2 separate regions of the Homo sapiens genome follow, and region 2 is linked to region 1. A link is a contact called in ENCODE Hi-C data. All regions are on one chromosome and are shown on one strand. The core of a region is the stretch at or near the end of the contact, and the rest is flanking DNA. Distances in the headings are between cores, read along the strand shown. Region 1 has its middle 21 kb from the start of AKAP17A. Region 2 overlaps P2RY8 (P2Y receptor family member 8).

The links. Hi-C counts contacts between places; a loop is a spot of excess contacts on that map. Pooled maps may share reads with other maps.
Region 2: a loop to region 1 is called in a map of heart right ventricle, with 1.9 times the contacts of the local background. The contact joins two enhancer-like sites. A Hi-C loop is called at or near these places in 3 of 168 maps with a recorded cell type or tissue (CD4-positive, alpha-beta memory T cell, GM12878 and heart right ventricle), 13 of 37 single-sample maps with no recorded cell type and 10 of 50 pooled maps.

The regions. Positions count from the first base shown.
Region 1 is chrX:1,567,807-1,572,552 of GRCh38, reverse strand. No RefSeq gene overlaps it. Among named protein-coding and RNA genes, the nearest start is that of AKAP17A, 21 kb to the left of the region's middle. Within about 2 kb of position 1,897, at least 5 of the 41 ENCODE cell types and tissues checked have a DNase peak (open chromatin) inside an H3K27ac peak, as active enhancers do; they include heart right ventricle, where a contact is called at or near this core.
Region 2 is chrX:1,498,658-1,502,814 of GRCh38, reverse strand. All of the region lies in intron 1 of P2RY8 (P2Y receptor family member 8), which reads left to right. Among named protein-coding and RNA genes, the nearest start is that of P2RY8, 36 kb to the left of the region's middle. Within about 2 kb of position 2,052, at least 11 of the 41 ENCODE cell types and tissues checked have a DNase peak (open chromatin) inside an H3K27ac peak, as active enhancers do; they include heart right ventricle, where a contact is called at or near this core.

The sequences.
Region 1 (4,746 bases), core at 648-3,147:
GCCGAGGCGGGTGGATCACGAGGTCAGGAGTTCAAGACCAGCCTGGGCGGTGTAGCAAGTCCCCGTCTTTAAAAAAGCCACAAAAATTAACCGGGAGAGGTAGTACATGCCTGTGGTCCCAGCTACTCAGGAGGCTGAGGCAGGAGAATGGCTTGAACCCAGGAGGCAGAGGTTGCGGTAAGCTGAGATCATGTCACTGCACTCCAGCCTGGGTGACAGAGCGAGACTCCGTCTCAAAAAAAAAAAAAAAAACAAACAACAGGCATGGTGGCTCATGCCTGTAATCCCAGCACTTTGGGAGGCTATGGGTGGATCATGAGGTCAGGTGTTCGAGACCAGCCTGGGTGATGTAGCAAGGCCCCGTCTTTAAAAAAGACACAAAAGTTAACTGGGAGACGTAGTACACGCCTGTGGTCCCAGCTACTCAGGAGGCTGAGGCAGGAGAATGGCTTGAATCCAGGAGGCAGAGGTTGCAGTAGGCTGAGATCATGCCACTGCACTCCAGCCTGGGCAACAGAGCGAGACTCCGTCTCAAAAAAAAAAACAAACAACAGGCACGGTGGCTCATGCCTGCAATCCCAGCACTTTGGGAGGCTGAGATGGGTGGATCACGAGGTCAGGTTCGAGACCAGCCTGGGCGATGTAGTAAGGCCCCGTCTCTAAAAGAGACACAAAAATTAACCAGGAGAGGTAGTACACACCTGTGGTCCCAGCTACTCAGGAGGCTGAGGCAGGGAATTGCTTGAACCCGGGAGGTAGAGGTTGCAGTGAGCTGAGATTGTGCCACTGTACTCCAGCCTGGGTGACAGAGCGAGCCTCCATCTCAAAAAAAAAAGGCCAGACACGGTGGCTCACGCCTGTAAACCCAGCACTCTGGGAGGCCAAGGCAGGTGGATCACGAGGTCAAGAGATCGAGACTATCCTGGCCAACATGGTGAAACCCCCTCTCTACTAAAATTACAAAAATTAGCCAGGCATGGTGGTGCATGCCTTTAGTCCCAGCTACTTGGGAGGCTGAGGCAGGAGAATCCCTTGAACCCGGGAGGCAGAGGTTGCAGTGAGCCGAGATTGCACCACTGCACTCCAGCCTGGTGACAGAGCAAGACTCCGTCTCAAAAAAAAAAAAAAAAAAAAACAAGTTAGAAAGCCAGCAGCCCACAGGACAAGCTGTAAACTTACCTGTGAATTCTCATTATTTTATCAAGGAGTTTACTTTTCCATGGCTACATGTGGCACCACGATGCAAGGATTACGTTGAATGGAGCCTGGCTTTTTTTTCTGGTTAAGCAGTGCACATAATACTGAACATTCAACAGGGGAAAATGAGCTTCCTATCGTGTGTGTGTGTGTGGTGTTCCCGGCGGTACCCACTGTACTGCTATGTTGCTATCTTGGGTTCACAGGTTGTGTTTCTCATCTGTCATCCTGCTGTCATCCCTCTCCCTTGACAAATGACGAAGCTGAAATCCCCCTGCGGACTGGGCATTTGGGTACATGGTGTCAGTCGGAGTCAGAGGTCTGGGCTCCGGACCCTTCCCTGCAGGCTCAGGTGCAAGAGCTCAGGGGCTTCTGTGAAGGCCCAGGTGTCAGGCTGGGGTAGCTGAGCAGGTCCTTATGGGGAGGGAGTTTCTTCAGAGGTGCCTGTGCCACGAGGCAGGAGTATGAGAAGACTAGGAAACTGGCTGGTGTCACGACTCAGGCACGGTAAGCATTGACTCTTTTTACGGGAAGAACACGGGAAGGTAGGATGTGGCCCCCAACGCCTCGTTACAGCTGTAAACGTCTCTGCAATTCTGCCTGCCCATCTCAACACAGAGGCCGCAGGATGCCTGCAGAATGATTCGGTAGAAATAGGACAGGAAGGAGTCAGGAAATGGTTGGCAAGCAGCCATCCTCCCCTACCGTATTGCTTACCCCGTCCTCCAAAACTTTTTTTTTATTGTGGTAAAATATACATAACACAAAAACGATCATCTTGTCCTTTTTGTGTGTGTGTGTGTGTGAGACGGAGTCTCACTCTGTCACCCAGGCTGGAGTGCAGTGGCGTGATCTCAGCTCACTGCAACCTCCGCCTCCTAGGTTCAAACAATTCTACTGCCTCAGCCTCCCGAGTAGCTGGGATGACAGGTGCTCGCCACCACACCCTGACTAATTTTTTTTATTTTTTGTACATACGGGGTTTCACCATCTTGGCCAGGCTGGTCTTGAACTCTGACCTCGTGATCCATCCACCTCAGCCTCCCAAAGTGCTGGGATTACAGCCGAGAGCCGCTGTACCCAGCCATCATCTTGTCCATTTTTTTGTGAGTCTTGTCAGGTTTCTACAATTTTTTTTTTTTTTTTTGAGACAGAGTCTCACTCTGTCACCCAGGCTGGAGTGCATCAGTGCAAACTTGGCTCACTGCAGCCTCCGCCTCCCGGGTTCAAGTGATTCTCCTGCCTCAGCCTCCTGAGTGGCTGGGATTACAGGGGTGCACCACCATGCCCCACTAATTTCTGTATTTTTAATAGAGATGGGGTTTCACTATGTTCGTCAGGCTGGTCTCGAACTCCCAACCTCAGGTGATTTACCCACCTCGGCCTCCCAAAGTGCTGGGATTACAGGCACGAGCCACCATGTCCAACCCAATTTTTTTTTATTGTGGTAAAATACACGTAACTTTAAAACCATCATCCTGCCCACTTTTGGAGAGTCTTGTGACGCGTCCGCATTTTTAATAAACTTCAAACTGTATCATTTCAAGTTAGCTCTTTTTCCTTTTTGATGTTTTAACTTTTATTTTAGGTTCGGGAGGTACGTGAGATGGGGGATTTTGCTACCGATCATTTCATCACCGAGGTACTTAGCCTAGTGCCGAATAGGTATTTTTCCTGCTCCTCTCCCTCTTCCCACCTTCTACCCTCACATAGCCCCCAGAGTCTGTTGTTTTTTAATTTGTGTTCAAGTGTCATCATTATTTAGCTCCCACTTATAAGAGAGAACATGTATTATTTAGCTTTCTGATCCTGTGTTAGTTTGTTAAAGATAATGGCCTCCAGCTCCATCCATGTCCCTGCAAAGGACATGATCTCATTTCATTATTATTATTATTATTATTATTTTTATTTTTATTTTTAGACGGAGTCTCTCTCTGTCGCCCAGGCTGGCATGCAGTGGCGCGATCTCGGCTCACTGCAAGATCCGCCTCCCGGATTCACGCCATTCTCCTTCCTCAGCCTCCCCAGCAGCTGGGACTACAGTCGCCCACCACCACACCTGGCTAATTTTTTTCTATTTTTAGTAGAGATGAGGGTTTCATCATGTTAGTCAGGATGGTCTTGATCTCCTGATCTTGTGATCCACCCGCCTCAGCCTCCCAAAGTGCTGGGATTACAGGCATGAGCCACTACTCCCAGCCCACACATATATACTATTTACAGTACAAATGCTTCTCACAGAAACATATATTCTATCCTCTATACATATCTAGCGTATATACATATATATGCTATTTATAATACAAATGCATCTCATATATACACTTTTTTTTTTAAGACAGAGTCTCTTTCTGTTTCCCAGGCTGGAGTGCAGTCGTGTGATTTCACGGCTCACAGCAACCTCAACCTCCTGGGCTCAAGTGATCCTCCCACCTCAGCCTCCCAAGCAGCTGTGACTACAGGTGCATGCCATCGTGCCCGGCTAATTTATATATATATATTTTTTAGTAGAGATGGGGTCTCATCATGTTGCCCAGGCTGGTCTCAAACTCCTGGGCTCAAGCTATCCACCCACCCTGGCTTCCAAAGTGCTAGGATTACAGGCATGAGCCACCTGGCACATATGGAGTTGTTTTAACCAGAGAAGGGACCTCACTTATATATTCTATCCTATGCATTCAGCTCTCCATATCCACAGTTTCCACATCTGCAGATGCAACCAACCTCAGATCAGAAATGTTTGAAAAACATAAAACTATGAATAAAAAACACAGTATAACAACTATATATACACACATATATATACATATATACACACATATACATATATACATATATATACACACATATATATTACATATATATATATATATATATATATATATATATATATATTTTTTTTTTTTTTTTTTTAGACAGAGTCTCACTCTGTTGCCCAGCCTGGAGTGCAGTGGTGCAATCTCAGCTCACTGCAACCTCCACCTCCCAGGTTCAAGCGATTCTCCTGCCTCAGCCTCCTGAGTAGCTGGGATTACAGGTGCACGCCACCACACGTGGCTAATTTTTGTTTTTTGTTTTTGTTTTTGTTTTTGTTTGGAGACAGAACCTCACTCTGTCACCAGGCTGGAGTGCAGTGGTGCAATCTTGGCTCACTGCAACATCCACCTTCCTGGTTCAAGCAATTCTCCTGCCTCAGCTTCCCAAGTAGCTGGGACTACAGGTGCACGCCACCATGCCCAGCTAATTCTTATATTTTTAGTAGAGATGGGGTTTCACCATGTTGGCCAGGATGGTATCGATCTCCTGACCTTGTGATCCACCCACCTTGGCCTCCCAAAGTGCTGGGATTACAGGCGTGAGCCCCTGCACCCACCCTATAACAACTATTTACATTATATTAGGTGTTATAAATAATTTACAGATGACTTTAAGCATATGGAAGGATGTGGGTAGGTTATATGCAAATACCACACCATTTTATATCAGGCGCCTCAGCATACCTGGATTTTCCTGTCCTCAGATGGGTTCCAGAACCAATTTCCCAATGTT
Region 2 (4,157 bases), core at 803-3,302, 70 kb after region 1:
CCGTCTCCACGTGGCCTTCTCCTCTGTGTCTGTGTCTCCTCTCCTGTCTCTTAGAAGGACACCTGTCATTGCATTTAAGGCCCACCCAGACAATGCAGGATTATTTTCTCTCAAGATCCACAACGGAATGAATCTGCAAAGACCCTCTTTTCCAAATGAAACCCCCTCCCCAAATAGCAGGGCTCAGGACACGGACATATCTCTGGGGGCCACCATCCAACCCAGCATGGGAGGCCCTCGATCTGGGTTTGCAGGTGGGGAAGGCTGCTGAGAGTAGGGACAGGGGCGGCTCACGTGGCAGCCAGCACAGGGGCTCTTCGGCAAAGCGTGTTGCCGGGAGGCAAACAGGGTCCCCAGAGAGTCAGTAGAAAGAGGAACCTGGCTCGCAGCGGGGTCCTGTCCCTGGCTGAGTGTCACCAACACTCACTCTGTGTTCGAAGTGGGGGAGGGAGGGGAGGAGGTTTGCCACCCCCACCCCTGCCCCCCGGGAGGACATGACCAAAACAGAGATAAGCAAATCCATGTTCTTGCTCGTGTATCTTCAGTGATGTGGTCCCACTCCTCATAAACCTAGACAGGACTTTATTTCCAAATAGAAAAATGAGGCCAGGCGTGGTGGCTCACGTCTGTCATCCCAGCACTTTGAGAGGCCGAGGTGGGTGGATCACCTGAGGTCAGGAGTTCAAGACCAGCCTGGCCACCACAGTAAAACCCTGTGTCTACTAATAATACAAAAATGAGCTGGATGTGGTGGCACACGCCTGTAGTTCCAGATATTCAAGAGGCCGAGGCAGGACAATCGTTTGAACCCGGGAGGCGGAGGTTGCAGTGAGGCAAGATCACAGCGCTGCACTCCAATCTGGGTGACAGAGCGAGATTTCGTCTCAAAAAATAATAATAATAATCAATAAAAATGAAAACTCGCCGGGCGTGGTGGCTCATGCCTGTAATCCCAGCACTTTGGGAGGCCGAGACAGGCAGATCACAAGGTCCAGATATCGAGACCATCCTGGCTAACACGGTGAAACCCCATCTCTACTAAAAATACAAAAAATTAGCCGGGCGTGGTGGTGCGCGCCTGTAATCCCAGCTACTCGGGAGGCTGAGGCAGGAGAATCACTTGAACCCGGGAGATGGAGGTTGCAGTGAGCCAAGATCGCACCACTGCACTCCAGCCTGGGCAACAGAGTGAAACTTTGTCTCAAATAATAATAATAATAAAAAATAAAAATGAAAACTAAGACGGGGCAATATAGTGAGACCCCTATGTCTACAAAAATAAATAATTAGCCAGCCATGGTGGTGAGCACCTGTGGTCCCAGCTGCTCAGGAGGCTGAGGTGGGAGGATCGGTTCAGGCCAGGAAGTTGAGGTTGCAGTGAGCTATATAATGTCACCATGGCACTCTAGCCTGGGGCAACAGAGCAAGACCTTATGTCTCCATAAATAAATACAGAAAAACGAAAGTGAAAATGAAAACGCATCAGAAAGTCAAACACAGGCCAAAAGTCTGCAAAGCACCGTCACAGGGATGCACAGAGTGCTTCCAGGGGTCTGATATTTACGTCCCTTGAAGTCGGACCGAAAACATTCAGATGTAAGCCTGGACATGGTATCTGAGAAGACACAGCCACCTCCTTCCAAGACGTAGTTCACAAGAGGGCCCTGGGACTCTCCGGCCAGCTCTGTGAGCTTTGGAAGATGGGCGTAGAGTCTGTCACAGGAAGGAAGGCTGGATAGCAGCCCTGTGGTAAAGTTAAAAGGTCAGGCTTAAAAATCCCCACCTCTCCCAGGACAGAACCGAGAGATTCAGGCCACCCTGGGCCAGACAGGCGGCCCCAGCTGCTTGGCCTGGAAAACCACCCAGGGGATTGTAATGGGTCATTTCCCTCTGGCGGGGAGGTTGTGTCTCCCAGAACCTCGGAGCCTGGGTGCTGCTGGGGGCTTTCCTGGTTTTAGCACACCCAAAATCCTATGTCCACGGCAGCCCATTGGTCGTCACAAACAGGGCTGGGGGTGGCGGCGGCTCAGAGCAATGGGCCTCTGTTGACTTCTAAAGAATTAACGTGGCCGGGCGCAGGGCCTCTCGCCTGTAATCCCAAGACTTTGGGAGGGCTAGGTTGGAGGATCACCTGGGGTCAGGAGTTCGAGACCAGCCTGGCCAACATTTAGTAGAAACCCCGTCTCTACCAAAAATACAAAAATTAGCTGGGTGTGGTGGCGTGTACCTGGAATCCCAGCTACTCGGGAGGCTGAGGCAGGAGAATCACTTGAACTCGGGAGGCGGAGGTTGCAGTGAGCCGAGATCACACCACTGCACTCCAGCCTAGATGACAGAGTGAGACTCCGTCTCAAAAAACAAAAAAAAAAATTAGCTGGGCATGGTGGTGCACGCCTGTAGTCCCAGCTACTTGAGAAGCTGAGGTGGGAGGATCACTAGAACCCAGGAGTTCAAGGCTGCTGTGAGCCATGATTGTGCCAATGCACTCCAGCCTGGGCAACAGAGTGAGACCCTACCTCAAAATAAGTACATAAATAAGAGAATAAGAAAACAATTACATTAACAATAACACCAAAAAGAATAAAACAGTTAGAAATTAATCATGAAAGTAGATTTGTACACCGAAAACTAAAAAAAAACATTAAAAAACAACAACAGGCCGGGCGCGGTGGCTCACGCCTGTCATCCCAGCACTTTGGGAGGCCGAGGCAGGCGGATCATGAGGTCAGGAGATCGAGACCATCCTGGCTAACACGGTGAAACCCCGTCTCTACTAAAAATACAAAAAATTAGCTGGGCATGGTGGTACACGCCTGTAGTCCCAGCTACTCGGGAGGCTGAGGCAGGAGAATGGCGGGAACCCGGGAGGCGGAGCTTGCAGTGAGCTGAGATCACACCACTGCACTCCAGCCTGGGCCACAGAGCGAGACTCCGTCTCAAAAAGAAAAACAAAACAAAACAAAACAAAACAAAAAAACAGATTCAAAAAATTAGAGATATAAATAAATAGAAAGACATCCCAGGTTGCCTCTTGTCTTGTTCCCAAGTTACTTACGGCTCTGTTTTGGGGAAATCATTTAGAAAGTTTTGGTCAGGTTGTTTGAATGTAGTATTTTAAATTATAGGGTTTTTTTGTTTTGTTTTGTTTTTATTTCTTTTTTTTCCTTATTAATACGTTTCACCTAATGACACATTTCCCATAAGTTATAGTTTTAATATACGCAGTAAATACATAGTACGTGAAACATTGCATTAAAGTTTGGGCGTAAGAGGCGATCTGGTGATAGTTTGCAGGAACATAACCAGTAGGTGTGGCAAGCATTACCTCATGCGTAAGAAAAGGCCAGGGCCACCAGGCATGGTGGTTCACGTCTGTAATCCCAGCATTTTGGGGGCCAAGGCAGGAGGATCACCTGAGGTCAGGAGTTCGAGATCAGCCTGGCCAACATGGTGAAACCCCGTCTCTACTAAAAATATAAAAATTGGCCAGGCGTGGTGGCACACACCTCGTGTAATCCCAGCTACTCAGGAGGCTGAGGCAGGAAAATCGCTTGAACCTGGGAGGCAGAGGTTTCACTGAACCGAGATCGTGCCATTGCACTCCAGCCTGGGGGACAAGAGTGAAACTGTCTCAAAAAAAAAAAAAAAAAAGAAAAGAAAAAGAAAAAGAAAAAAAACAGAGGGTTGGGTGCAGGGGCTCATGCCTGTAATCCCAGCACTTTGGAAGGCTGAGGCGGGTGGATCACAAGATAAGGAGTTCAAGATCAGCCTGGGCAACATGGTGAAACCCTGTCTCTACTAAAAATACAAAAATTAGCTAGGCATTATGGCACGCGCCTGTAATCCCAGCTACTCAGGAGGCTGAGGCAGGAGAATCGCTTGAACTCAGGAGGCGGAAGTTGCAGTGAGCCAAGATCGTGCCACTGCACTCCAGCCTGGGTGACAAGAGTGAGACTCCATCTCAAAAAATAACAGAGGGCCAGGTGCGGTGGTTCGCACCTGTCATCCCAGAACTTTGGGAGGCTGAGGAGGGCGGATCACAAGATCAGGAGTTCGAGACCAGGAGTTCAAGATCAGGAGTTCAGCCTGTGCAACATGGTGAAACCGCATCTTTACTAAAAATACAAAAATTAGCCGGGCATGGTGGCGCGTGCCTG